2 separate regions of the Homo sapiens genome follow, and region 2 is linked to region 1. Evidence: read pairs that join two places in POLR2A ChIA-PET (ENCODE). Cell type or tissue: A673. All regions are shown on one strand. Each heading gives the region's core, and the rest is flanking DNA. Links, peaks and the distances in the headings are about the cores only. Region 1 overlaps MAML2 (mastermind like transcriptional coactivator 2). Region 2 overlaps MAML2 (mastermind like transcriptional coactivator 2).

The links. Peaks named below come from ENCODE experiments on the same cell type or tissue, not always from the same donor. Only the 100,000 strongest peaks of a DNase experiment are listed, where the experiment ranks them.
Region 2: POLR2A ChIA-PET joins it to region 1 with 8 read pairs; 5 of 35 experiments call an interaction of 5 or more read pairs at or near these places.

The regions. Positions count from the first base shown.
Region 1 is chr11:96,133,588-96,148,776 of GRCh38, reverse strand. All of the region lies in intron 1 of MAML2 (mastermind like transcriptional coactivator 2), which reads left to right. Among named protein-coding and RNA genes, the nearest start is that of MIR1260B, 200 kb to the left of the region's middle. In A673, for the core only: no CTCF peak of the experiment used is centred there; a DNase peak (open chromatin) is centred at 5,436; H3K4me3 peaks cover 1,110 bases; H3K27ac peaks cover 1,098 bases.
Region 2 is chr11:96,264,140-96,279,328 of GRCh38, reverse strand. The region is part of intron 1 of MAML2 (mastermind like transcriptional coactivator 2); the gene reads left to right. Among named protein-coding and RNA genes, the nearest start is that of MIR1260B, 70 kb to the left of the region's middle. In A673, for the core only: no CTCF peak of the experiment used is centred there; a DNase peak (open chromatin) is centred at 6,198; H3K27ac peaks cover 509 bases.

The DNA of each region.
Region 1 (15,189 bases), core at 5,364-9,363:
TGTCTGTCTTTCTCATACACACACACTACTTCTTCCTGCCTTCTCCTATCAGGTAGTGTGCGTGCTTATGTGTGTGTGTGTGTGTGTGTGTGTGTGTGTGTGTGTGTGTGTGTGTGTATTTTTCAGAATTTTCAGACTTTTCAGGCCAGAAGGACATTTCCCCACTTCATATTGATCCCCAACATTTCAGGGAAAGCAATGCATTAAATAAAATAATGTTCAGCTTCAGGCGGGTAGGCACCCTGCAAATCATAGTGTAGACAGGCACCTACCAGGCCTCCAGAAAGAATGACCACACCTAGGCTTTTTTTTTTTTCATGTTACCCAAAGCAGCATTTTAACAGACTTCTATTGTGTTTTCTCCATTCAGTTCACTTAGAGGGTGACATTTTGCCCTCAAATTCATATGTATAGTTGCTCTAAGAGACTTTCAGAGCTGCATGCCTGACAAAATCAGACCTTCTGTTTTATCTGAAACAACCCCCCAAAGAAAATCATTGAATCTGAATGAACAGAACAATTCTTTATGTCCACGGGAGACAGGCAGACAAAACCCAATAAAAATGAAGAAAGAAAGAGACATGGCAATGATTTGTTTTTCATAATTACTTATTCAGAGTAGAAAGGAGCAGGGGAAGAGGGTTCCTTTTAACATGTCCCGACGTGACAGATGAGGTGTGCTCGTCGTGTATACGCAGGAGAGATGAATGCACCACAGTCTTGTTAAAGGAGATGCTTCTCATTGGACAGAGATATATTTCTATCTGGAATGCTGGAGATAAACACCCAGCATTTTACTCCTCATTTTCATTATGCCTAAAGCCCCTGACTGTTCTTTCAGAGTGGCAGGTGATGTGACTAGCATGCATCAGACCATTCTTTTCTATGTCCTGTGGCAAAAACAATCCCCCTTTTAAGACACAACACAGGGGTACCCCAAGTGCATACTTTGCTCCGAACAATACCCCTACAATGTGCATGTGATAGATTCGGAAATCATACTGGAGTGTAAAAAACTACATCATCTCTAAATTCATTTTCCTTTCCTTATAACCAGTTTACTTTGGTGCAAAATTTGCCCAAGAAGGGTTTTAGCCAGAAATCAATGGAGAGAAAGAAAAAAGGAAAGTTTTAGTTAAATTGTCTTTGTTTCTTCACCTACGTGGAAAAGGTAAAGAAACTTTTTCTACTTAAAGCACATAGCCTTTGCTCATGGAAGAGTCGAATCCAAAAGTTTCTGACTTGAACTATAAAAGCCATAAATCAGATCTACGATTTAAAAAAATATAAACTAACACTATAATTTTTCATGTATCTGATTAAGGGAGGGTTTAATGCATTCATGAATCATTTCCTAAGACTGTTATGAATTCAAGGATAAAGGATGAAAAAAATGATAAGTGCAGGAAGTATAAAAATAAGGGTTATGCTATAAACTTTTATGTATCCATATTACAGTCATGTAGGGACCTAGATTGTATCTAAAGCCATGTAAATATATAAGTTAAAACTTGGGGATTTGTGGGTAGCTGGGAGATTATAGTCCACATCACTCATCTTATAGAAAAGGAAGTATTGAGGAAAAAAGTTTAGCTGTATAGCATATATAGTATTATTTCTTCAGTCATGCATATAATTACTTATTACAAATTTTCTTGCACCTACAATGAGCCAGATACTAAGTACACTACAATGAGTTTGACACTAACTCATAAGTGGGTATTCTATAAATGGTTTCTTAATAAATGAAGGATAGAACATGATCTCACTCTGGGGTAGCTGAAAGGTTGAACTCAAGTCTCATGATCCCCAGGAGATCACATGGCCTTTCATTTTCAGCAAAGAGTGTGCCAAAACAGGTTGGTCTGGCACCATTTTTCTCAGAGCTTCTGCATTAAAAAAGGCTGTCAACTGCCTCTTTTCACTTTTAAAGAATCTCAACAAAAATAAGTAACCAACAGCATTTTCAACATCAAACTACTTCTCTCTTACAAACCCAAATGAACAACTGTCAATAGATGAGGAATCCTCAAGTTTGGATGACACAATCCTGCCTCACTGCTGTATTCAGAGTCCATGTTGTAGGATGAGGAGTGTAGAAAACCCTGATGCTGCCATTTACTGAGTACCTATCTCATGGCAAGTATTTGAGGTCCTTTACACAGAGATTTCATCTAATCCTCAAAGTAAACTATGATATGGTGTGATCAGCTCACACAGTTGAAGATGCTGAAGGTCAAAAATGTTAGACAACAGACTCATAACAGCTGGCAGGTGATATATCTTAGATTTGGACTCAGCCCTTTCTGACTCTGAGTCCCATGGTTTGTCCCCTGTCCTGCCTCCCCGATTCACTGCTAATAGCAATATTGTATACAATTCTTAAAAATCATTTCAACTATGAGCAAGTAGTGAGTACATATAGCCAGACTGGCCCTGAGCATGGTTTCTCATTTTCTCTTGTCAAAACCTACCAGATCTCATGGCCTGCTCAAGGATCCCAAGAGATGGAATTCCTTATAAGAAACCTATCTGGTTTCCTTCAAATAGTTAAGCTCCTGCTACCAATAATATTATAAAAATTATATCCTGAGGGTGCTCTTATGTAAGATACCATGCTACCACAATGATATGGATATATAAACCTTTTCCCTCACTTTGTGGTTATAGGAGTAGATTGAAAATCATCCATATTTTATGTGATCATACTGCATGTCACAATGTTTGTGTGTGGCACACACACGTGTAAGTATACAATTTTTTTTTTTGAGACGGAGTCTTGCTCTGTCACCCAGGCTGGAGTGAGGTGGCATGATCTTGGTTCACTGCAACCTCCGCCTCCCAGGTTCAAGCAATTCTCCTGCCTCAGCCTCCCTAGTAGCTGGGATTACAGGCACCCACCACCATGCCCGGCTAATTTTTTGTATTTTTAGTAGAGACGGGGTTTCGCCATGTTGGCCAGGCTGGTCTCGAACTCCTGACCTCAGGTGATCCGCCTGCCTTGGCCTCCCAAAGTACTGGGATTACAAGCATGAGCCACCACGCCCGAACAAGTATACAATTTTTAAAAGCCCTCACACATCATGATTTTATCAGGACAGTCCCTTTAATAACTTAGGAAACTGTTAGAGGATTTATTTTAACACAACAAGTAACAGGTTACACAGCTAATAAGTGAAAGAGACAGGACCAGAACCCACACGTCTTAACACCTAGACAAATATTTCTTCCACTGTGCCAGGCAGTTGAAAATTCCCAGCCTTATCATGTGCTCTTCATCTTTTCCCTAAAAATTCACAAGGCAGCATGATGTTATCTGACTTATCACTCACTGTAAATATTTTAGCATTTAAATGAGGAGGCAGAGTAAAGAGAAAAATGTTTCTGTAGAGATTTTTGCAGAGATAGAGAGTTCTTGGTCTCCATCCAAGGATCTTGAGCGTTTAATGAGACTACTGTCCACGAGTTGGTACAGGGTTTAGCAATATCATGGTAGCTATTTGGCGGCTCATGGTCTTCCTCAAGGTCTCCAAAGGGAAAACAGGAAGCAAGGCTTAGTTCTAACAGAAGCTGGACTCTGGTCTTAGCCCTAAATAAAGCATGCCACCTCTCTGAGCTTCAGTTTCACTATTTTTAAAATGAAGGTAATAATTCCTGTTTGCCCAACCCACAGACTTGTTTTTGAGAGTCCAGTGAGGTAATGCATGTGAAACTTCCTTGAAAACCATTAGTATTAAATGCCATACAAATGTAGGGATTATTATTAATATTATTAATGGATCACAAAGATTCCATAGCACTGAGAAAATGATGAAATGAAAATAATCCAATGCATTGGAAGTTGATCAGGGCAGCCTTCACTCCAAATTACCTTTGACTTGTCCCCTGTCACTCCCTAGAATCTAAAATGAGGAAAGTCATTTCTCTTCCACGGGATTTGTATAAGAGTGAAACAAAATGTCTGTGAAATACCTAGAGTAGTACTTGGTATATATCTGGCCTCTTTTCTAAAACTTCCCGAGATGAAACCCTATCTCTCATCAGATAGCCTGCCAGATGATCTAACACAGGATAGCAAGTATTCTTATTATTTGTTACTGTTTCTATTATTCTCAATTTAAACCACTTCCTATAATTTCACAGTAAAAACAGAGCCATTCATCAGATAATAAGCCCAGTGGTCTCTCTCTTCTAATCTTCTAAGGTCAGCTACATGGAGGGGAAGGGGGCAGGTAGCACAAATATCTGAGGAATTATATAGGGATTGAGGGCCCTAAATCCATGAAAAAGAGCTGATTAATTCCTCTACATATGGTTGAACAGAACCCACTTCTACCACTTACTCTATTCGTCCCAACCTGCCTCCCTCTTCTCCCCTCATTCTTGGCTTACTGGAAGATTTAACCATAGCTAAGCATGCTAGTCAGCAATGGATTATAGACACTGAGTTTCTTTCTCAATAAGCATTCTTAACTACATTATAAAAATTCTTCTCTAGATGTACGTATTTGTTTAAAGTCCTTTGAGACTCTAATTAATGTTACTCAGCATCTTCCCAGCAATGTGATCCCAGTTGCTAATTGTTTTACCTGGTTAGTAAAAGGTCTTATCAGTTAGGCTGCAGAATTGAGACGAGAACTCCCAGCTCTGAATAAAAAGCCCAAGCTCATTTCTTTATGTCATACTTCCAGCCATGAAATTATTAGACTCCTATAAACTCATCATTTCAATTGCTGTCCTGTTCCTTCATTCTCTACCAGACCTCCCAAGCAAGAACTCCAGGATGATACTTAGTGCAATTGTGCTAACATCTTCAAACACTGCAGTGAGGTGTTTGAAATAAAATGTGTAATTATGGTAGTGGAAAGCTACATCTGATTCCAAACAAACCTCACGTTCCCCCAGCTATAATTAGAGAGCAAGGTTCGCGGCACAGATTTTCCCATGAAATCCAGTTCAAGTAAGGCTTCTGTTCTTTCAGAGGGGCTCCTGGAGGTGGAGATTGTGATTAAATGGTTTGACATTGGTCCCCCTTCCACATTCTAAAGAGATTGTCTATTATCATTCTTGGAGTCTAAAAGCACAAAATATGTGCAAGGAATTAATGTTGTTTGGAGTTTTGGATAATAATCTTCCAATTTATTTGTCTCTGAACAGGGACAAATTAGAACAGGGAAGGAAAGTTACAGACACACACCCACAGAAACCCACGGACCAAAGTGTGCAGAAGTAAAAAACCGCCTCTTAAATGTCTCCAGAGAAATTTATGGAAATCGGAAATCCCTGCAGCTTCGGATAAAACTAGACATTGTTTTGAATAATCTCACAGGCCCCTGCAACTTAAAATCCATAATAATAGGAGCAAGAGCGACATGACCGAGGGCTCAAAGATTTTCCTGTTTCCTATTAATATTTGAGGACTGTCCATCTGAATCTTCTCAAAAGCATAGATTTCTTGACTGCCCTTGGAGGACTTTTGTAATTAGGCATATTTAAGCTGTACCATGTTATACTGCTACAGGAAGAATCCCATTTGTCAGCAGTTTTAAACTTTGCCAAATAAAGGCTTATTGGCAAACGGCAGTGAACACTCTGATAATGACCCAACTTTAGAAAACACACACCCTGCTGTGTTGTATTCAAGCCACAGTTCTGTTGAAATAAAAAAGAGAGACAATGCCTGCTTTCAGACACTAGAGATCCTTTGTATTCCAATAAAAGTCTAAATTAATGTTTTAAAAGGTTATTGCTATTTTTTCCCATTTAGCTGGCATCAGTTGTAAGTCTTATTTAGACAAGGTCCTACGTTATTTTACTATTTCTTTTTGCACAAAAGCTAGTATTTGATTGTGTTAGATCATCAGCTTCTGGTTTTCATTAGACAAACCTGAAATACCCTATTATTAAGATTAAACAAAAAAATAGTTGTTTTCTTATTCTGAAACCTATTATTTTGAGGCTGCTCTGACCAGAGGAAGAGAAATCAGTTTTGCAAAACCTGATGGAGAGATACGTCAAGAGGAGAAGCAATAACCTCATCAATGCTGCATTTAGGTTGCTTTTGTAAATGAGATCCCTTCCTGGATCTGACAATGGGAAGGAAGGATAATTTCGTTCTTTGGCATTGGCAATACTTTCTTTAGTATAAAAGGACTTTCAAAGTGCAAAATATAGGGCAAAGAATACTGTTTGCCTATGTAATGTCAGCAAACTGGTGAGGTGCTGCAGAGAATCTGCAATAACATCGTACTGGAACCTGAGGGTTATGAGATCTTAGATCTCCATGTCATTTACGCTTACCATGGTATTTTCTCAATGTTAACTCTCAGAATAAGCCCTTAGCAAGTGGTGGGTATTTTTCCAGTCATACCAGTTTAACAGGGAAAAAGAGAGTCAGAGTAACATTCACAAATCAAGATTTCCCTAATTCTTCCATCATTCAGATGGGAACTCTAGCCCCTTCAGATTTCTCCCAAATAGATGAGAAATTTTCTAGGGGCACCTCATATGGACTCTTCCTCCTGAATTATTCTTACTGGTCCTTTGGGTTTCAACATAGAAGTCATTTCTTCAGAAAACCTACTCTACCAAACTGAAGAGGGGTTAGGTGCCCCTCATATGTGCTTGCAAATTATTATAGCTCTATCCATACAATATTGTGATTGTCTCTGGTCTTGTTGCTTTCCTGCACTAGATTGTGAGCACCATGACATTAGGGATCATATCTTTTCATTGTACTGTTAGCTACACATAACAGACTGCATGCTATACGTTGGTAAATGTTAATTAAATGAATATCTTCTCAGGCTAGCTTTTTTGATCGCCCCAACGCCTTGGCTAGTTTTCTCTCATCCTGCCTCAGATTGCTGTGGTGATGCGTCCCGCTAGCACCTGCAGAGACAGCCCTGTTGGTAATGTTGGCCACAGTGCCAGCTCTGCTGCCAGTGCCCATCGATGTGGACATGGAGGCGGTCCTAGCTTCAAGCTGACGGTGCTCCCCTGCTGATACAGAAACTCCTGATTCCAAAGCTACATTATTTTGTTTGTTTTATGCCCTGTGTCTTTGTATCACCACCCCCATTGCTAAGGCCTGGTCCTTATGTGTGGAGAAGGAAGGCAATCGGAGGGAGGAGGTCTTCTGTGCTCAGAATCACCCCTTTTTCTATGATAGTGCCTCAAACTCATTTACCTTGGCTCTCATCCCTGAGGATGAGTTTTTTCTTGCGATACTCTTTGGTTCCTCATTTAAATGGACCCTGGTGGGATTTCTCTTCTCCATCTGACAGACCTAAATATGCCCTGTTCTCAGGGTAAGCACAACTGGGGCTCTAGCTGGGGCCTCTTACGTAGTATAAAGATAAAGAACTATCTGTGCATAGGGAATCTTTTGCTCCTTTGTATTTCAGGGGAGATGTCAAGGGTCCTGGTAGGGTTTCCAGGTAAAATACAAGATATTTAATTAAATTTAAATATTAAAATACAAGATACTTAATTAAAATTAAATATCTGGTAAACAGCAAATAATGTTTTGTTTTGTTTTCCAGTATGTCTCAAATGTTGCATGGGACATATTTGTACTAAAAATGTGCTGCACTCCAGCCTAAAAGTAAGCACCTCACCAGAAGGATGTCATGTCATCCTTCTTCCCCCATATACCTAGGCTTATCTTAAGCCTTTGAGTATTGGATAACTAACAATAAAGATATGGTCAACAGTATGGTAAAGACAGGCCAAATATTACATGAGACATACTTATGCTAAGAAATGACTTGTTTGTCTGAAATTCAAATTTAACTAGGCATCCTATATGTTTACTTATTACATCTGGCCAACCTAGTCCTGAGTCAAAAGCAGCAAATAAAGCCATTTGAAAGACAGAGACAGTGATGTTCCTGTGTGTCCCTAAAATGACAGCTCCTAGCATGGCCCGTGATGGAATAAATGGAGCCAGTCAAGTGTATTTGACCTCCTTAGCCCATAGGCTTACCCTAATCCAGACTGGTGGGCTCTAGAGGGAGGAAGAGCCGCCTGACCCTCAAGTTCTAGACTCTGGAGGTATCTGTCATGTAGATCTGGAGTGGTGGAAGGTCCTTTGGGAACTACTGAACGATGGAGAGAGTGACGTCTAGGGGCAACACTGCTACCTCTGGCAGCACTGCTCCAGGCTATATCAACTGGAGCTGAGAAGTGCCTCTGCATGTAAGAGCTCTGGTATAAAGTCAGCAAAATTTAGAGAGTAGCTTCTTATGGTTTGCTCAAAGAAACTCCAAGATCTTGTCTTCTGCTGGCCATTCATCAAAATTGGCTTAGATTCATCTCAGCCTGTTCATGTTGGGCAGAAGGGCTGTGCCTTAGCCCAAAACTACATACCTCACCAGAGGCAATAACAGTGGTTTTAATGCTGTCTTTTCTTTCTCATCTATCTGGGCTGATTTTTAGCTTTTGAGGATCAAAGAACTAACAAGAAAAATATAACTTGTCAACAGTATGGTGAAGTCAGGCCAAAGCAAGAAGGTGAAAATGAATTGATATTAGCAGGGTAAGCAATTAATTTTCTTCCTTTAGTCCTGGCTTTTGTGCTTGCCACAAGTCTAATGGAGTACCAGATGAACCATGCCAATGCCTGGGCACTAATAACAAAACAAAAGCTGATAAAGATGGATAAAATCATCTATGGAGGCAGGAAGCAATTAACCACATAAAGAAAGTGAAACATCATCAATGATAAGCCTCAGCAGCAATTTACTTGGGTTTGAGAACTTTTCGTTCTGATGGTTTTCAATAAGTTTTCCTCATTTTCTGCAGCTTCCTTAATTCAATAGATTTTTTTAAAGATAGAATTATGCAGTCATTACTACCCACATACCCAGGCCTTCATTGCATCACGGAGAGTAGATGTGGGTGGAAAGAGTGGGAATAGGCAACAGAGACGGAAATTTCAAAGGCCCTTAATGTTTGCCTTTGCTTGAGTATTTTGTATTATTTTGGTCTTTGCCATCATCTGGTATTGCCCTGAGCTTCTGCACTGTCTTTATGAAAAACACTGAAAAACAACAGTTGTTGCTGACCAAAATGATTATGAGTAGGTAAAGGGGAGAGGTAGCCCCAGAGGTCAGATTTCCTGCTGTCAAATCACCTTTCTCTAGGGATCAAAAAATTATTGTGATTCTTGGTAAAGAATTTAACATGGTTGGGGATTTCTTATTCTCTCTTAAATATATCAAAAAAAAAAAAGGAACTGTTATATATCAAGTATTTGATATGATAATTGTTGGATACCACTGTCTTTTTTTTTTTTTTAAGACAGAGTCTCGCTCTGTCGCCCAGGCTGGAGTGCAGTGGTGGGATCTCAGCTCAGTGCAAGCTCTGCCTCCCAGGTTCACGCCATTCTCCTGCCTCAGCCTCCCCAGTAGCTGGGGCTACAGGCGCCCGCCACCACGCCCGGCTAATTTTTTGTATTTTTAGTAGAGACAGGGTTACACTGTGTTAGCCAGGATGGTCTCGATCTCCTGACCTCGTGATCTGCCCGCCTCGGCCTCCCACAGTGCTGGGATTACAGGTGTGAGCCACCACTGTCTTTTTTCAGTGGTGAGTGATAGGCCTAATGTATCTGATCGCTGTACAAAGTTGTATTAGGAAAGCTGATTTGGTTTGTGGAACATTACCAATATATATATGGAAAAAGGTTTTATTACCACATGGTTCTGGCATATCTTCCTTGTAAGGTATTGTAAGTATCAAATGACAAGGGAGTTCTGGAATTTACTACATGAGAAAGTATAACTAGTGACTTTTCATATTTTTGGAAGACTAAAGAAAAATTAAATTTTAGAATGGGTTGTGAAATCTCTTTCTTACCAGCATTTTATGGTAGAAGACAAGCATCTGCCCTCAAGTTTTAGAAAACTGGTCTATATAAAAGTAAGGGACTCAGCCAGATAAATCAAGCACCCTAGGACAATACAAAGTTGTCAGGAGGATTCCCAGGTTCTGGGGATCATAGAAACTCACCGATCTCTACCTGGAAAGCTTTTTGGGGCCTTCCTGGACTATGTCTCGGAGGTGCTTCCTGCTCAGGCATTTCCAAGTGAGGATGCATTATCAAACCCAGTCCCTGGTGGTTTACCCGGCAATCATTATTCACCAACCCCCCCATCTTTCTTACCCTCTCTGAATGCTGGCTGACCACTTGGGGGTAAGGAAAACAGGAAGAGTGCAATAAGATCGCCCATTAGCAGCCATTAGGAGTTCAACATTCATATCTCAGCAGTCACTGGAATAGATTTTTCATAAATTTCCTGAGCACCCTTGTGGAACACAATATAAGAGGCAGCCATTTTGCTCCCTCTTTTACAGATGGCATAAATAACTTCCTTTGGCCACAAAGCTTCAGAGTTAGGAGCTATACAAAGATCTCCTAGGCAAGGGGCAGTAATATGAGCTCAGGTGGCGGTCAGGTGGCTGTCTGGAAATCAGTACTTGAAGAGGGAGACAAAGGAATAGCTTTCAGGGATTCAGCCAACAAACACAGGTATCAGCATGGACGACAGGAAAGTATATTTTTCTTCATTTTTTGGCATTCCACCTTGCTTCATGTCACCATTTTTGGGTGTTCAAATCTTTGATTACAAAAGGAGGATCTTGAGGTATACAAAAAACCGGAATCCTGTGTTCTTATTAGCCTAAATATGTGAAGGACTTCTTTTGGCCCTAATAACGCCAAGTTAGCTAACATTTACCACAGTCATTTTTTAATCATTTGGTTCAAAATAGGAATGACAGAGGCCAAAAAGCCTACCAGTTATAAAGACATTGTTCTTGATGGATACAGGAATATTGTGGGGAAAAGGATGGAAAGGGGGAATTATTTCACTGAAAGAGACTACCCTTTCATATAATTAGCACATAAAAAAGATTGTTAAAAAATAACAGTCTTAGGAACCAAGTATTAAAGATCAATATATTTAATAATTTTCAGGTTTAATGCAATTATAAAATTCTAATTTTCTAATAATAATATTCATTATCCAAGTGATTAATATTAACCATAAACACCCACAGTTTCTTCTGTCTCCCCTGCCCACCGTCTTTCAGACACACTCACACAGTGTATGTGTAGTATATTAAAATGGAGACTGAATGGTCAATGAGTTTGTGGACAATACCATACTTGTTATTCTTTTTCCATCTGAAAGGCAAGAAACAAAGGAATTCCAAAGCTTAGATCATGTGAGGAAACTCTTTCTGGCTCCCAGTACATGTGTTGTCCAGTTCTTAAAATGCACAGGCTAAAGCAAACTTAAACTCTTATTCAAAGTCTTTGTTGAAGAGACAAAGGAATTGGGTTTTCCCTAAAGATTTTTCTAAACTAGTCAGATTTGCTTCTTTTGATCCAGGCGTGTAAGAGACAGTAAGAGAAATTTAGTCTTGGGAATCACTATTTTAAACAAAGGCCAAAAACAGTGGTGTCTATTTTTAAAGCCTCCTCATTTCTCCCCAGAACCAAGTGCAAGGTAATTTGAATTCGGTTTCCAGTCAATATGGTTAACCTGATTTCACTCTACAATTTAGCAGTCTGTTCTTTATACTTGATTTCTATGATATTAAGTGCATGCAACATTTCCTTCCCTTTTAACCCGGTTTCCACTTACAGTTTTCTGTGTATTTGAGATCTGTTTGGTGGCCTGCCTGAACTCATGGAAAATTGACGACACTGAAAGAGAATTGTTGTAGTTAAGCTTCCCTGATGGCATTTTTTAAAAAACAACAGTGGAAAAAAATAACAAGGCACTAGTCAGATGTGATTTTTGGCAGATACTTCACTCAAAGTGCTCAGGGCATCCCCAGAAATTATAACCCCTCAAAGATGTTCAGGGTACAGTAAATAAAGCAAGATACAATTATTTTAATGTTCATCCTATTGATTCAGTTCTCTTCTCTGCAAGGTCTTAGTAACAGGGATTTTGATCTAAGTGAAAGGTCAGCTTTGAAGTAAGTGTAAAGTTATTTACAGGAAATGAAGCAAAAAGTGGGCTTTCATGCATTTTGAAATTTCTTTATTATTGAGGAGAAAATGAACTGTGTCATCAGCTGAAAGAAAAACAGATGCCTAACTTCTCATATTAAAGTTAAATAAATACCTACCATACTAGAAGTATGCTATTAGCTCTGAAATTTGAAATTCACCATGGTCTGTTTTCCCCAACTTTGGATGTGAAAGCAGGAAATAAACAACTGTGAATTAAGGCTCTAAGTAACTATGTAGCAGTTGTAGTTTGGGGGGTGGGGGAAGACTGCCAACATGAGATAATCATGGTGGGGTTTTCTTTCCAATATGGGATGCTAAATAGACATTTGTGATAACTACATAATCAACAACATCTTTAAATATTTAATTTCTTGTCAGTTGTTATCTTAATTGACTTCAACTCATATGTATGTATGTGTGTATGTATTACATATATACATATAACTACATCTGTCAGAGGGAAGTGGCAAATTGAAGCAATTATGCGGCTCATTCTGCAAAGAAAAAAAAGGAAGAGGAGAAAACTGATGGTAAGTGGGAAAAGTTTAGATAATTGTGACTTACTGTATAGATTTATATTTAGATATAACCTGGACTTCTTCAAATAATTTATGTCTACCTATAGTCTTGGATTTCTTCATACTCTAGATCAAAACGTTGATTCCTAGATGTGTTTACATATCACGTATAATTGAGTTCACTGGCACCTCAGTGCAGGTCGGCTTGGTGCCATGCTGGTTTTCACTTAATGGGATTAGTTACTAAAGTTTAGTTCAAAATTAATTCATTTCAACAAAAATCTATTAAGTATCTACTGTGTCCCAAGCTCTTAGCTGGGTGCAAGGAGTCCACAGTTAATTTCAATATAATTTTTTTTTTTTTTTTTGAGATGGTGTCTCACTCTGTTGCCCAGGCTGGAGTGTAGTGGCATGATCTTGGCTCACTGCAACCTCCACCTCCCAGGTTCAGAGATGTATGTCACTATTAGGAATTAAGAATGCAGCCTTGAGCAGCGAGCCAGAAGAATCACTCCTCTAAAGATAGGAAAAAAATGCCAATTTTTAGGAAATAAAGCTACACAAATTGTAAGAAAAAGCTGACCTTTACTGTAAGTAATTATTCAGTTTTGTTTCATTCAGTTATCTATTTCCAGCACAAAAATACTATAAAATCATTACCACGGTTTAAAAAAAAAAAAAAAAAGCCTTGGATTGGGACCTCTCTTCTGCCACCTACTAGCTGAGTGAACTTTAAAAACTTAACATCTCTAAGTATCAGCTTCTTCCTCTGTAAAAGTGTAATAATAAGAAGAAATATCAGGCCTAACTGATAGGCCTGGTGTGAGGATGAAATGAGATAATGTATTGTCTTAGTCCGTTTTGTGTTGCTATAACAGAATACCTGAGACTGGGTAATTTATTAAGAATGAAGATTTATTTCTCACAGTTTTGGAGACTGGGAAGTCCAAGGGGCTGGCATCTTGTAAGGTGCCATCTTGCTGTGTCATACCGTGGTAGAAGATGGAAAGGCAAGAGATAAAGGGGGAACAGAGACAAAGTTATTATTTTATTAGGAACCCACGCCCATGATAACTAACTCACTCTCACAATAACAGCATTAACTCATTCATGAGGACTGTGCCTAATCACCTCTTAATGGTTTCACCTCTCAACACTTGCTTTGGGGATTAAGTTTCCAACACATGAACTTTGTGGGGCACATTCAAACCATAGCATGTTGCTAGTGCAATACCAGGCATTGGGTAAATGCTCAATATGTGTCCACTGTTATTATCATCCCTACTTCTGCTATAGCTGGGCAATCTAATGAACTGCAGAAGCTCTGGATGTAATGCCCTACACATGCCTGCAACTCGACTTTTAGAAGGAGAGTTTGGTTTATTCTCCTAATACATGATAGAGTAGCAAATGAGGAAATAGCAGTCAGTGGTATTTATGACTTTCCATGGTAACCATTTCTGTTTACCCCTCTTAGCTTGAGGAAATAAAAGCAATACTGGCTGGATTAGTTGAAACATGCCACTTACTTTTTACCACAATGTGGTAAGTAAAAGTAGAGAATATTATTATAAAATTTCTATGTATCAAGTAGCTGGACATGTTGAATAGAATTTGAAGGAAAGAAGTATAGACTAATTTACATACAGCAAAACTTCTTTGACTCTTTTTATTTCAGTATAGTATTTGAACAAGAGTTTGACTGCCTTCAAATATATGGGAAGCATGATCTTCTAAACAAATAAATAATCCCAGAATCCTGAAGTACTCACTAATGTTGTATAAGGAGGAAAGCACTAGAATCAGAGACATTTGATATCTTGCCTTAATTCATTAAAAATGCATCAAAAATGTATTATGTGCAAGGACTATTCCAGGCATTGGGGTACAATGAGGAATAAAGCAGGTGTGGTGCCTGCTTACCTGGAACTTTAGTAGTGGTGAGTAACACAATAGGTGAGAAACACAGTAAACAAGTAAACAAAGTAGTTTGTATTTATTTTGTAATAAGGACTTTAAAGGAAAAAATAGAGTCCTGTGTCCTGCCACTTAGCTGTATAATCTTCAGTAAGTCATATTCAGAGACTAATAGAATGTAAAGAAGTCTTAGAGAACCATTACAAAGACCTTATGAGCTATAAAGCACTAAACAACTACAAAGAATAATTGTCAGCAATGTCTAATTATAAACTGTTCTTTCTTTCTTTTTTCTGTTTTCTTTTTTTTTTCTTTTCAATGAGGCAGGGTCTTGCTCCGTTGCTCAGGCTGGAGTGCAGTGGCATGATCTCAGCTTACTGCAACCTCTGCCTCCTGGGCTCAAGTGATACTCCCACCTCAGCCTCTTGAGTAGCTGGGACTAGAGGCACATGCCATCACGCCCAGCTAATTTTTGTATTTTTTGTAGAGACAGGGTTTCACCATGTTGCCCAGGTTGGTCTCAAACTCCTGGGCTCAAGCAATCTGCCTGCCTCAGCCTCCCAAAGTGCTGGGATTATAGGCATGAGCCCCCATGCCTGGCCTATAAACCATTCTTATCTGGTAATATACACAGCCTTTAAAGGTTTCTATTGTATTCTCATACTCCTCATCTGAAGTACAAATATGTTTCTTAAAAACATAAAATATATTTCAATTAATATTCCA
Region 2 (15,189 bases), core at 4,651-8,650, 130 kb before region 1:
TTATAACGAAAATATTATTCATCATCAGCTTTAAAATGGATCTTCTCACTCTGTGCAGTCTCCGTGGTAACGTCCCATAAGCCCAGGGTTTTAAGACCTTTCTCCTGTGCTCTAAGCCTACATATCTAACTGCCTAATGGCCTTTCCACTTGAATGACACATCATTCAGTTTCAGTGTCCTAAACTGAAGTTTCAACTCCAAGTCTGTTTTTTTCTCTTGTAGTCTTCATGTCAGTCAATCAGTCTTTTATCCTAACCAGAAATATGTGAGTTCTCATGGATTCCTCCCTCTCACTCACTTTTCAGTTCTATAATCACCCAGTTCCTACATTGTTTGCATCTTAAATATCTCTTCTAGTCCTCCCTTCTCCTTTATACCCACTGCCACTGCCACAATGTTAGCTCCTTCAGATCTCATATTTTCTCACTTTTATTGCTATAGACATACCCCCCGCAGTTATCCTACCTCTAGGCAAATCCCTTCCAAAATGCAGCTGCCAGTGTGATCTTTGTAAAATGCTTTTATGATAAAGTTCAAACTCATTAGCAAAGCACACAAAGACCTTTGTGATGTGGTATTGCTGAATTAAACTACTGGCAGCCCTAGAAAGGTAAAGTGTATTTGATGCTTCTGTGCTGTTCCCTTAGCCCAGAAAGCCCTTCCAGTTTCTGTTTAGTAAAGTCCTATTCATCTTTCACTACTCAATGAGTCATAAGTAATCCCATTAGGAAAGCCTGTGTGATCTACCTCCTCCCTAATTTGCCAGCTTGAGTTTGCTTCACCCCTTCATAATACTCAGTCAATCATAATGTCTTATAATCCATCATAGCACCTCACACAATGAACTCCAATGTCTGGTTTGTTGGGATGTCCGCCTTACTACATTGTAAGCTTCTTAAGGGTAGAAACCAGTTCTGATAGGCTTAGGGCAGTGACCACCAACAGAAAAAGTACTTGGTAAATGTCTAACACAATCTGTTTTACTTTTTCCAGAGCACGAGGCATGCATGAAAGAGATTAATTTACTCCACATGGGAAGTTACTACCCAGGCTTACCAAAAGGTCAGGTTTATATAAAGTGGCGTTCCTTTTTTTCCCCCTTAGTAAGACATTAAAAAAAGAAACCACAATTGAAAAGCCAAGAGCTATCTGTGATACGGAATATGAACACAGAATCAGATTCTCATAGCAGCTAAGCTGTTCCCCAGGCAGTGGTTCTCAAGGTGTGCTTCCAAGAACAGCAGCAGCAGCGGCATCACACATGCAAATTACTGGACTCTGCCCCAGATCCACAGAATTGGAGACTGGGGATGGGGCTTAGCATTCTGTTTTAACAAGTCCTCCAGATGATTCTGTTGTGTATCTAGCTTGAGAATCACTGCCCTGGAGAATGGAAAAAAAAAAAAAAAAGTTCCCACAGAAGGGTTTTAGCAGTTCTAGAGCACCTACTATGTGCCAGGCCATTTATTTTGTTTACCTTATTAACTTTTTCAGGATACTAAATTAGTACTTCAGGATTTAATTCTTCTAAGATATCTTTTATTCCATTTTAAATTATTTTAGAAAGTTCTAATTTTTTTTTTTTTTTTTTTTTGAGGCAGAGTGTCTGTTGCCCAGGCTGGAGTGCAGTGGCATGATCTCGGCTCACTGCAACCACAAGCGATTCTCCTGCCTCAGCCTCCCAGATAGCTGGGATTACAGGCGCTTGCTACCACGCCCTGCTAATTTTTGTATTTTTAGCAGAGACGGTGTTTCACCATGTTGGCCAGGCTGGTCTCAAACTCCTGATCTCAGGTGATCCACCTGCCTCGGCCCTCCCAAAGAGCTGGGATTACAGGCGTGAGCCACCGCGCCTGGACAGTAAGTTCTAATATTTGATAGTAGAATACAGTGATTGTACTTAGCAACAATATTTTGTATATTTCAAAGTAATGGAAGAGAAGACATGAAGTGATACCCACAGATACAAATGGTAAATACTCGAGGTGACAGATACCCCAAATACCCTGACTTGATCATCTCTCATTCTGTGCGTGTAACAAACACTCATGCATCTCATAAAGATGTAAAATATTATGTATCAATAAAAGAAAAAAAAATCGAGATACAGAAGTCCTAAGTTTGCTATAGTTCCTGGCCTGGTAAAAATGGTGTATCCTCTACATGCCTTTTCTCAACACATTCCGTGGGTGACTCCTCTCTTTTTTATACTGAGTATGGCACTGAACTGACACTTTAAATATATTGCCTTGTATCATAAATATCTGAGCTTATCTTTCATGCTGTGAGTTTTTACAGAGCATGAATCCTGCTCTGTGTACAGAGGCCTGCCGCACTCGGCTTTAGATAGTACCTTGCACGTATGAGCTAAACACTTGATAAATATCAGTGGGATGAGTGCATAAATCTTACAATATTTATCATAGTACTATCCAGATTTAGGTTTCCTTTAGGTTTCCACTATAACTGCACAGAGCAAGGATTAAAAGCTTTTTTTTTTTTTTTTTTTTTGGGTCTGAGAAGCTATGGAGAGGAGGAAATGGGAGAAATAATTATGAAAATGGGGAGCTAACCACATTTTTTTCCTCTTCTGTTTTTTAGTAGCCTTTTCGCAAGCCACTTCGACCTGATTGGTGTTTTAAAGGCACAGACATTGCCATTTCAATGTGTGGATCCATTTAACTACGTGGATCCAAAAAGCTAGTTCTTATGCTCTGCCTCAATTATAAAATCTTCTTTGGCCTAAACTTGGCCTTGGAACTATGGTTGTCGGTACAGGCTGGCATGACCCTAAGGTGTCACTCTCAGCTTTTGAGGGTGCTCTGTTCAAAGACAGACAAGGACTTTTCTTTCCTTAAATGCGGTCCTCTGTGACTTTGCTGTTTTAGATTTTAGGATTAAGTTTAAAATGTGTTGGGCACTGACAAGGATAAGAAATTGTTCTTCCTGTCCTCTCTATAGGCAGAAAACCATCTTTTCCAAGAGAGAGAGATGGCAAGGGTGTAACAGCACAGTTCAGAGTTATCAGTCAGCAAGAGTGAATGTGCATAGCCTTCCTCTCAGTAAAGTGGATCCATTTGAAGGAGAAAAAGGAAACAAAAGTCTCTGACATTATATTATTCTGTCAGTTACTGCTTTCTCTAGAAGTAGAGAATGGACCAGGAAACCGGTAGCTGCTTTGATATTATTTTACCTTTTTCCTTTCTTGAGAATTATAGATTCTGTACCTGTTTTCATGGACATGAGATAGCAAAATCCCCTCAGGCACAAGCATGTGAGGGAAAACTGATTTCCCTGCTATCTTCCTGGCTAGAACATTCTTACTTAGCCTACTCACCATGCTAGACATTTTCCAGTCGTTCTAAAACCCTCTTGATGAAGGAATGTAAGTTCCTGGAGCTTGGAAGTAGGACCTTCTATGGGTTAAAATATTTAGCTCTTACCCATAGTGAAGAGCTAACGACATTGATGATATGGCTAATTATAATAGATATAATTAGGTAGGTAAGTTAAAACAGACATAGAGACCAGCTGAAGAGTCTTTATTTTTATTGATTTGTAGGATAAGGAAATATTTTTATATGTGCTATTATTTCTATGGTAGGAATGTTTAACTTAGGGAAAATTAATGGAAAAACAAAGCTTTCTACACTTCTCAAGTGTCCTGCTTCAGGCAGTTTTACCTACAACAGCACTGATGTTGAATTTCACTTTAAGTTGTCACATGGTCTGAGTTGTACAAAAAGAAAGAAAAATTCTGGCCGGGTGTGGTGGCTCATGCCTGTAATCCCAGCACTTTGGGAGGTCAAGGCGGGTGGATCACGAGGTCAGGAGACCAAGACCATCCTGGCTAACACGGCCATCTCTACTAAAAATACAAAAATTAGCTAGGCGTAGTGGCGGGTGCCTATAGTCCCAGCTACTCGGGAGGCTGAGGCAGAAGAATGGTGTGAACTCAGGAGGCAGAGCTTGCAGTGAGCAGAGATCACGCCACTGCACTCCAGCCTGGGTGACAGAGCGAGACTCTGTCTCAAAAAAAAAAAAAAAAAAAAAAAAAATTCCTTAGTGTTTGGATAAAGAAGAAAATGCAAAAGTTAGGATATGTTTAAGAACTCATTCATTAATTATATTTTTAGCCATTATTCTAAAGGGATCTGGGCACAAAGGTTATTCTCTGCAGCATTTTTATTATAGCAGAAAGGGGCAAGTAACCTAAATGTCCACCCATAGGGAATTTATTAAATATATTATGATACATCTATACAATGGAATATTATGCAGCCATTAAAATTGAGATACAATACATATACATTAACATGGAATTAGTGCAACAATAAATTAAGTGAATAAGTAGACTTTAAAATATGTATAAATGAGCCCATTTATGTGAAATTATACATATCTAATATGCACATATATACATTGAGATTCATGACAAGTTCATCAAACTATTTACAGTAGTGATCTCTAGGGTATTAGATTCAGGTGATATTTATTTTCTTCTTAGACCTTTTAGCAATATTTGAATATTTACAAAAAGAATGCATTTTTTTCCAAATTAAACATCTAATCCAGATATAAAAGAGTTAGACATATGAGCTATATAGCTCATGAGCAGCATCTGTTTCAACTTATGTTTTATTTTTCCAATGCAATTCCACATTGCTAGCCTTTTCATTAGTAATAGTTTAATTAATTAATAGGTTTAACTAAACCTATAATTAAACATTAATTAATACCTAATTTAATATTTCTGGTTTTTAAAGTTTTCATAATAGAAATAACTACATAATTCATAAGGAATAAGGACAAATAAAAGAAATACTCTAAAACTTTATAGTTAACAGAGAAACAAAAATACAACAACAGGAAAGCTATAGTAGAGAGAAAGAGACGTGTAAAGATGTCTATAAAGAAAAAGATGAGAAATCCTTTATAAAAGTAGGGGCCAGGTGCGGTGGCTCACGCCTGTATTCCCAGTACTTTGGAAGGCCGAGGTGGGCCGATCACAAGGTCAGGAGATCGAGACCATCCTGGCTAACACGTGAAACCCCGTCTCTACTAAAAATACAAAAAAATTAGCAGGGCGTGGTAGCGGGCTCCTGTGGTCCCAGCTAGCAGAAAGGCTCACGCAGGAAAATGGCGTGAACCCGCGAGGCGGAGCTTGCAGTGAGCCAAGATGGCGCCGCTGCACTCCAGCCTGAGCTACAGAGCGAGACTCCTTCTAAAAAAAAAAAAAAAAAAAAAAAAGGAAAAGGAAAAAGAAAAAGAAACAAGAAAAAGAACTAGGAATAAATGAAAATACCAAGAGAGACTGCAACTAAGAAAGGAGACAGGATAACAGGATGATACTATCTTATAATGAATGGGAATTACATGTTGTAAAAATGTAAAAATAAGGATTTGACCCCTGCAACAATCCAAAGAGTTTAGTAAATGAAAAGTTTTAAATCTCCATTTGATATATGAAAAATGAAGGCCTGGGAAAGGCAAGCATCTTGCCTTATATCACAAATTTGATATGGAGGCTGGCTATCTCCTTACTTGTTATATACCAGGCATCCTACAAATTGTCTTATTTAAATCTCAATAATTTAGGGAGTATCACCCCCATTTTGCAGATGAGAAAACTGAGTCCCACAGTCATAAAATAGCTTGCCCTAAGTCACATAACTACTACATAGACTAAACTGGACTCTAACTTAGGTCCCTTATTCATATTTCCGATGATGTTTGCTTTCTTTTTTCTTTTTAGCACTATGGAGAATAACTTGCAATAGAAAGAAAAAATATGAATAAGATAAACAAGGATAAGGATGAAAGCTACAAAAGAAGAAAAAAAGTTCCAAAATTAACAACCATTTGTTTAAACATATGACAGTAAATTACTTCATTTGCATGAAATTACTATTTTGGGGTAGCCTAATTTTTCCCAGGTCAAATATTGGTGAAGCCCAGTAAATTGTGTTCCTTTTAATCTAATTTGAACTTTAAAAAAAAATACGTTTCAAGAGATAAACTTTTTTTCCAAAAGTCATTTACAACTTTTATGGGGAAATAAGAAAGGCTGTGCAAGACAGACAAGATTATTGCCTTGATTTATAAACAGTACAGAATTCAGATTGTTTTCAATTGCTGTCAGAAGCAGTACCTTACTTTCAATGCAACTTGATGCCAGTTCTGATTGTGACTGTCCTCTTGTTTCCATGGTAACAAACTTTAATGTGATCAGCATTACGTAGGAACTTTTTGCATTGAAACAGGCAAGAAAAAAAAATTCTGATTCTCTGTGCCTGAAACACATATAGTAGGGGCTGAATAAATGTTTATGGAATGAAAAAGTAAAATAGAAATAGTCTCAGCCTTACAACTGCGTGCTAAACAGATGTGGTGCTAAAATTTGCATATGTAAACCTCTTCATGGGACAGAATAACCTTAAGTAAAACAGAAAGGTGTAGGGTGGTTTTTGCTTCACTTTAGACCCAGATTGTAGCACAAAGAGCACTAAGTCGAAGGCTTAAATAGCTTAATTGTACAGCAAGTTAGAAGTTAAAGGGTCAGAGTAATGTTAAGTAAATGAAACTGTTTTGGAGAAAACCTGTAATGCTGCATTCCAGGTCTCCAAAGGCACAGTGCCATTTTTGTGTGTGTTAAATCATTTTAAGGCCAAATACTGGTGTTTGCTGACTTCCAGAACTTCCTTATGTTTCCAGCCTTTGCAAAACAACATAGCCAAGTATATAGTATCTAAATCTGGTGGGCTGCTTCTGAGATTTTCTTGGAAGGTATTTAAATATATGTTGGTTTTTGTTTGTTTGTTTCCCACTCATAATATGTCCTGTTTTCTAAAAACTTTTTAGGTTCAGGCAGTTGACCATTTATGTGAAAAATGTCTGAAAAATTTGACCCTGATAAGGTGGATGCCTCTTGTGAGATCACAGAAGCCCTTAACCTGGAAGAGGCGTGTAAACCAAGAGGTTTCAATATATGTAACAATTGAAATTTAAGCATATTTAAATGTTATCTACTCAAATATTTATTGAGTCCTACTATATGCCAGGCACTGTAGTAGGCACATGTTGAGCAAACAAAAATTCCTGTTCTCATGGGGCTTACATTCTAGCAGAGAAAACACAACACAACACAAGTACAATGCATAGGATGTTGGATGGTGGCACGTGTTGTGGTATAAAATAAGTCAGAGAAAGGAGTCAGTTTTAAATAGGAAGGTTATAGAAGCCTCACTGAGAAGGTGGCATTTGAGCAAGGACCTGAAGGAGGTGTAGGATAGTACCAAGCAGACATCAGGGGAAAGAGCATTCTTAGGCAGGCTGAAGAAAAAGTGCAAACATTCTGAGACAGGAGTATCCCTGGAATGCTCTAGGAATAACAAGGTGGCCCATATGGTCAGAGCAGTAAGCGAAGGAGAGAGAAATGGGAATTGATATCAAAGAAGTAATGCGGTCTTGGAGGCAGGTTGCATACGGCCTTGTAGACCACTGAAAAGATTTCAGCTTTTGTTCTGAATTAGATGGGAAGTGTATTAGTCTGTTTTCATGCTGCTAATAAAGACATACCTGAGGCTGGGTAATTTATAAAGAGGTTTATTTGACTCACAGTTGAGCAGGGCTGAGGAGGCCTCAGGGAACTTACAATCATGGTGGGAGGGGAAGCAAACACATCTTTCTTCACATGGTGGCAGCAAGGAGAAGTGCAGAGCAAAGTGGGGGAAAAGCCCCTTATAAAACCACCAGATCTCATGAGAACTTGCTCACTATCATGAGAACAGCATGGAGGTAACTGCTCCCATGATTCAATTACTTCCCACTGGGTCCCTCCTATGACAAGTGAGGATTATGGGAACTACAATTCAAGATGAGATTTGGGTGGGGCCAAGCCAAACTATATCATTCCAGTCCTGGCCCCTCCCAAATCTCATGTCCTCACACTTCAAAACACAATCACACCCTTCCAACAGTCACCCAAAGTCTTAACTGGTTCCCACTCCTGGTACCAAAATCTGTGTTAGTCAGGGTTCTCTAAAGGGACAGAACTAATAGGATATATGTATACCTGAAGGGGAGTTTATTAGGAGAATTGACTCACAGGATCACAAGATGAAGTCCCACAAATAGGTTGCCTACAAGCTGAGGAGCAAGGAAGCCAGTCCAAGTCCCGAACCTCAAAGGTAAGGAAGCCAACAGTGAAGACTTCAGTCTGTGGCCAAAGGTGTGAGAGCCTCTGGCAAACCACTGGTGTAAGTCCAAGAGTCGAGAAGCTAAAGAATTTGGAGTCTGATGTTCGAGGGCAGGAAGCATCCAGCACAGGAGAAAGATGGAGGCCAGAAGACTCAGCAAGTCTGCTCTTTCCAACGTCTTCTGCCTGCTTTACTCTAGCCACACTGGCAGCTGATTAGATGGTACCTACCCACATTGAGGGTGGGTCTGCCTTTCCCGATCCACTGACTCAAATGTTAATCTCCTTTGGCAACACCCTCACAGACACCCAGGAACAATACTTTTGCATCTTTCAATCCAGTCAAATTAACAGTTAATGTTAACCATTACAGGAAGGTACTGGAGGGTTTTAAGCAGAGAAGTGGCATAATCTGACTTAGGTATTCAATGGATCATTCTCGCTGTTGTGTTTTTAAAAAGACAGGAGGAGGGAAATTTTAAGGAGATTATATAGGAAGCTATTGTATTAATAAGAAATGGTGGCTGGACATGGTGGCTCATGCCTGTAATCCCAGCACTTTTGGAGGCCAAGACAGGCGGATCACGAGGTCAGGAGTTCGAGACCAGCCTGACCAACATGGTGAAACCCCATATCTACTAAAAATACAAAAAAATAACCAGGTGTGGTGGCACCCGTCTGTAATCCCAGCTATTCGGGAGGCTGAGTCAGGACAATTGCTTGAACCCGGGAGGCAAAGGTTGCAGTGAGCCAAGATCGCACCACTACACTCCAGCCTGGGTGACAGAGCAAGACTCCATCTCAAAGAAAAGAAATGGTGGTATCTCAGAACAGACTGCTAGTGTCAGAAGTGGTATTTGTTGGATACTGGATATCTGGTAGAGACTCCAGCAATTTTAGTGGATAGGATGTAAGGTTTAAAAAAAGAGTAATCAACCTAGATGCCAAGTCTTTTTACTGGAGCAGCTACAAGGATGGGGTTGCTCTTTACTAAGGATAAGAAAACTGGGGAGGATTGAGTTTTGAGGAAAAGATCAAGAGCTCAGTTTTGGATGTCAAGTCTTAGCCATCTAAGGAGATATCATTTGTGTATATGACTGGAGTTCAGGGGAGATGTCTGGGTTAAAGACATACATTTGTCAGTCATCAGTGCTATGCTAATTTAAATATTTAAAGCCATGAGGTTTAACGAGAGGTTTCTGAGCTCTGGGGCTCCCAACGTTTAGAGGTCAAGGGGATAGAAACTCCCAGAGGGTACTAGAAGGAGTGGTAAGTGAGGAAGGAGAACAACCTGGAAGCCAAATGAAGAATGCACCTCAAGGCTGGGCATGGAGGCTCACACCTGTAAACCCAACACTTTGGGAGGCCAAGGCATGTAGATCGCTTGACGTCAGGAGTTTGAGGTCAGCCTGGCCAACATGGTGAAACCCCATCTCTATAAAAAATACAAAACTTAGCTGAGTATAGTGGCATGGACCTGTAATCCCAGCTACTCAGGAGGCTGAGGCATAGAATCACTTGAACCCAGGAGGCAGAGGTTGCGGTGAGCTGAGATTGTGCCACTGCACTCTGGGCTGGGCAACAGAGCAAGACATTTCCCCCCAAAATAAAAAGAATGTACCTCAAAAAATAAAGCAAAAAGAGGTTTTTAATGGATTATATATATACTTACTAGGACATGCCAAAGTGAGTGGAAGGAAACAGAAGGAAATAGCCTTGGTCCCTTCAGTAACAACCATGTTAATACCTTCTCAGGAACATAACATACAATAGCTATTTAGGCTGAATGGAGAGCTGAAGCATAAACCTACAATGATGATTCATGTGACTTTCTACCATAGAAATCTCACCAGATTCACAGAACCATAGACACTTTGGAAAAGAGCTAAGAGGAAACCTAGTTCAATCCCTTACCTGATGCAGTATGCCCACCATGAAGTCATCCGTCTTAATCATCTTCAATAACAGGCAACTTGAAATTTCTCAAAAGTCTGTGCATATTTGATTCCCTCTAGCAGTTCCAATAAAAATAACCAAGTCATTTCCATGGTATATGAATGAAGTGGATTATGATGCCAACATTATATTGTTTCATAACTTTCTGAGTATGTTTCTCAGTTTTAGAGATTTATTCTAATCCAAATATGCATTTATTCGAGCAATTTAGTGTTTGCTTGATGTATATACTGTATTAATCTCTTCTCTTGCTGCCAATAAAGACATACTTAAGACTGGGTAATTTATAAAGGAAAGAGTTTTAATTGACTCACAGTTCTGCATAGTGAGGGAGGCCTTACAGTTATGGCAGAAGGCAAATGAGGAGCAAAGTCACATCTTACATGGCGGCAGACAACAGATCGTGTGCAGGGGAACTCCCCTTTATAAAACCATCAGATCTCGTGAGACTTATTAACTATCACGAGAACAGCATGGGAAAGACTCACCCCTATGATTCAATTACCTCCCACTGGGTCCCTCCCATGACAGATAGGAATTAGGGGAACTACAATTCAAGATGCAATTTGGGTGGGGACACAGCCAAACCATATCATATACCAATTTTCCTTGTAAGTAGGGTTTTTGATTTTTCAAATGTTTGTTCCTTGGAAGCCACATAGGTAGGAAAAATATTTACTTACTTTTTTGCTTTGAGACAGGGTCTCCCTCTCTCACCAGGCTGGAGTGGTGTGATCATAACTCACTGTAACCTCAAACTCCTGGGCTCAAGCCATCCTCTCACTTCAGCCTCTGGAGTAGCTAGGACTACAGGAGTACACCACCATACCTGGCTAATTTTGAAATTTTTATTTTATTTTTTGTCAAGACCAGGGTCTTGCTATGTTGCCCAGGCTGCTCTCGAACTCCTGGACTCAAGTGACTCTCCCTCCTCAGCCTTCCAAAGTGCTGGGATTACAGGTATGAGTCAGTGCACCCAGCCTACTTTTTAAGATGTATGCTTAAAGATGCTATGGTAGAAAGGGAAATACAAAGTTAAATAAAGATATCCAAATACCATTATAGCATCAAACTTCATAATAAAATGAAATCATAGAGAGCAGAGATGGCATCCTTCTGGTTCTGAATGTATGTACCTGTCAACAAAAGAAAGCCATCTCCATGTTTCCAGAGTCATGATGAAATCACATTTCAAATTGTTTCAACAGGTGCCTTATGTCAAATGCCTCTTCCTATAAAAGAAACTGCTGAGTTGTTCTAAACAGTGCATGAAAATAGCAAGTGGGCTGAGTGAGCAATCACAGTGAGGTCCTGAGAGGTGTAAAAAACCCCAGATTCAGATTCAGCTTCCTCCAGAGAGTGGGGTTACCTCCCACCATGCTTGAGGGACAGCCCTCCCATAATTAGACTCTACTCACAGTCTCAGCCTGAAGTGTGACTAGCTGAAACTAGTGACTGGAGGAATTGAGCCCCTGTAGGGAGGTCAGAACAGGTAGCACTTTCCTTCTCTTGCTCCCTGCCAATGGTTACCCCTACATAGAATTTTTATTCCTACCTCTGGGCAGCACCAGCCCGTTAATAATGAACCTAGAATGTGAAGTGAAAATCAGCACCATGTGCGGTAAGCATTAGGTAATTACATTTCACTTGTTTAATTAAGTTTCACTTTCTGGTTGCCTTGAGGGAACTGTAGGAAAGGATTTTGATTTTGTTTTTGTTTTTGTTTTTCCTGATGCTTTTTTTCTTTTTTCCCCTAGCTAGAAGCTGAATAATTCCACACAGTGTTGAAATGGATATGCTGTGTTTGTGTTGGCCGAATTAAGCATCTATAATCATGTATTTCCTCTCTTTTGTCTATTTGTGTCACAGTCTTAATATGTGGGATAGAAATTTTGTTTAGTGGAGACATAATTTTTTGATTGTCTTAGGGCTTATTTAAACCAGCTCATCTCCATTATAATGTGTTTCTGTACTTTACTCATCAGCTTGGCACTGACTCCACTATTGTTTTCTTCAAATACTGTGTATTTTCCCTGAAAGTCCAAGTAGCTGACAATTTTGCTACCTCTGCAAGGAAATCTGCTTTATTTTCTCCTAGGTTTTACACATATATAAAACTATACATTAGGGACATACTGTTCCTCAGCAGGCTACATGGCCTTTCATTCACTCTCTTAAAAATATCTGTGGACCTATTATGTGAAATAATGTATGATTTGCTCAATGGGAGATTTACTTCTCAATAACGTTATGTTTTATTAAGCCTCACGTATTTCTAAATTTATATACCTTGAATAATAATTCCATCACAGAAGGGGCTCATTATTAACCACATTTCCATGTGTGATATTCACCGAGGCATGTCCCTGGAAACATACCTAACCACATAAGAGTAAAAGCCTGTCATAGCACAGGAAGCCTAGAATAAGTACATCCTACCATTTAAGCACCTAGGTCTTAATATGTCAGTTCATAATTAGATTCTACCTTTGTGGTCAGTATTTGAAATTGAGATATAGTTAATCAGTTAGAGAGGTAGTCAATTTCACTTTGTCAGTGAAGCTCAGAATCGCACCAATATGTTGTTTTTCTTTTTTTTTTTTTGAGACGGAGTCTCACTCTGTTGCCCAGGGTGGAGTGCAGTGGTGCCATCTCGGCTCACTGCAAGCTCCGCCTCCTGGGTTCATGTCATTCTCCTGCCTCAGCCTCCCGAGTAGCTGGGACTACAGGTGCCCACCACCACGCCCAGCTAATTTTTTTGTATTTTTAGTAGAGATGGGGTTTTACCGTGTTAGCCAGGATGGTCTCAATCTCCTGACCTCGTGATCTGTCCACCTCGACCTCCCGAAGTGCTGGGATTACAGGTGTGAGCCACCACGCCTGGCCAATATGTTGTTTTTCAAAGACTGCCGTCCTCATACAGACCAGCTTGGTACTGACAGAGGAGGTGAAATGGGAAAAGTTCCTTTGTCCCCCTCGCAGGGTGTACGATGGGGAAGTGGCTCGTTTCTTCAGTGCCCTGCTGCTCAGGCCTCTAAGGGAGCATACATACGGGCAGGCTGTGGGGCTCCAACACCAGGGCAGTGTCTAGGGGTGAATGTTTACAGCTTTTGAAGCCCCAGTAGGCATGTGTTACAGGGTGCTCTTTTAGTGTAGCCATCCAAAGGCAGCTTGTGTTAACTAGCTTAATTACACCCTCTACCTTGTGGCAAAGACAGAGGGCTTTCTGTATCCTGGGGTGCTTGCTTTGGTGTAGTGGAAGAATCAGATCACACGTGGGCTTGGAGAATGAGTGCAAGGTTTTATTGAGTGGAAGAAGCTCTCAGCAGATGGGGGAGCCATAAGGGAGATGATTTTCCCCATAAGTTGGGCCGCTTGGGGGCCGAGCGCTCCTCCAACTGCCCCAGCCAAACTCTGTGTTGTTTTGCCCGTCAGTGGCCTGCTGGTGCCTGCTGGTGAGTTCCACTCAACGTCTAGCCGCTTGTGTGTTCCTCTGCCAATGTGCTCCTCTCCACGTCCAGCTGCTTCTGTCTCTGCCTTGCTAGGGTCTCGGGTTTTTATAGGCACAGGATGGGGGCCTGGGTGGTCTTGGGAAATGTAGCATTTGGGCAGGAAAACAAAAATGCCTGTCCTCACCTAGGTCCGTGGGGGTGGAGTCCTAACCTGGGACCATGCCTTCCTCTACCCAGCACTTCCCTTCCCCTCTTCCATATCATTTCTGCTGAGCTGTCTTTCACCAGTGGTTGTGTTCCTTCTCTTTTGAACAGGACTTTCTCTGTGCAGACTTCTGTACTGTTCAGTTACATCATAAGCCATATTCTAGTTATTCACTTGAAAGTTTACACAACCTGCAAGAGTAATTCATGGGGAAAATAACTCTGTTGTTTTTCCATCACATTTTCTGCCTCTGCCAACTCTCCCCTCGTCCTCCCCGCGCTAAAGCCAGCCACTTTTCTGTCCATTTTCACAGGCAGAAATGCTTTGCATCGTGCCTGCTTGTACTGGCAATTGCTTGGGCCTCTTCTGTAGCTTGTCCTCTAGCTGTCTCTACCACATTCCTAATGAAAGTCAGCTGACACTATGTATTTGTGTACAAAGAATAAATAACATGGTTTAGTTATGTAACAATTTGAAATGCCTTGATTTCTTTAGGTTAATGTTAACAGCCTCAGTATTGGTAATTCCTGACCGTCTGCTAACTTTTGAAAGCCAGAAGGTCTTGCTCTTCAAACTCTTCTCCTCACAGGATGTAGTGGGCTTATAGCTGAAGAAAGGCATATCTAGGGTATTAAATGTGTTCTTGCAAAACTAAATAAGTACCCTATGCCGAAATAAGATATGCTGTGTGGTAACTAGTTTTTAGAGTATTTGAAGCAATGATTTGTACTCCTTTCAACGTTTTCATTTCAGGAGCATTTTAAGAAGTGGTTTGGGGTCATGACTCCTACTTCAATACAGTAGTTAGTACAATTTGTAATGCTTAATTTGTGGACCCTCCGTTATTAGCTTAGAAGACATAACTTGAAACCAGTACGGTAGAGTGGATGAGGAGACATTCCAAGATGGTTAAGATAAAGCTAAGGAAAATGGAAATGCCTTGCCCAGCGTGACTAAGAGGGTCAGGAATAGAACCTGACTCCTAATAGAACACATTTTTGAGTGAGTGGCACAAAACAGGACATGTTAACAATCAGAACTCAAGTCCAGCCGTAAAACATATTTGTATACACTGTTGCATATTGTGTTCAAATGGGTTATTTTTGCCTCAATCTGTTCCAATGCACATTCCTGCCAGAGGTAGGTATTGGTTTGGAGATAATTTTTTCTCCAGCAGCATGCAAAAGTCAGGGTTTCCAGATACTAAACTGAATGGGGGTCTGGGCCTTATAAAAAACGAACACATGGATGGGTTCCATACTTTGTAACTAATTTGGCAGCAGCTGACATCTTAGTTTGTGAGGGGGCTTTACAAAAGTTACGGACCTGTAACCTCTGCATTGGGCTAGGCTCCCCCAGTTAGGTTACTTGGGGATGA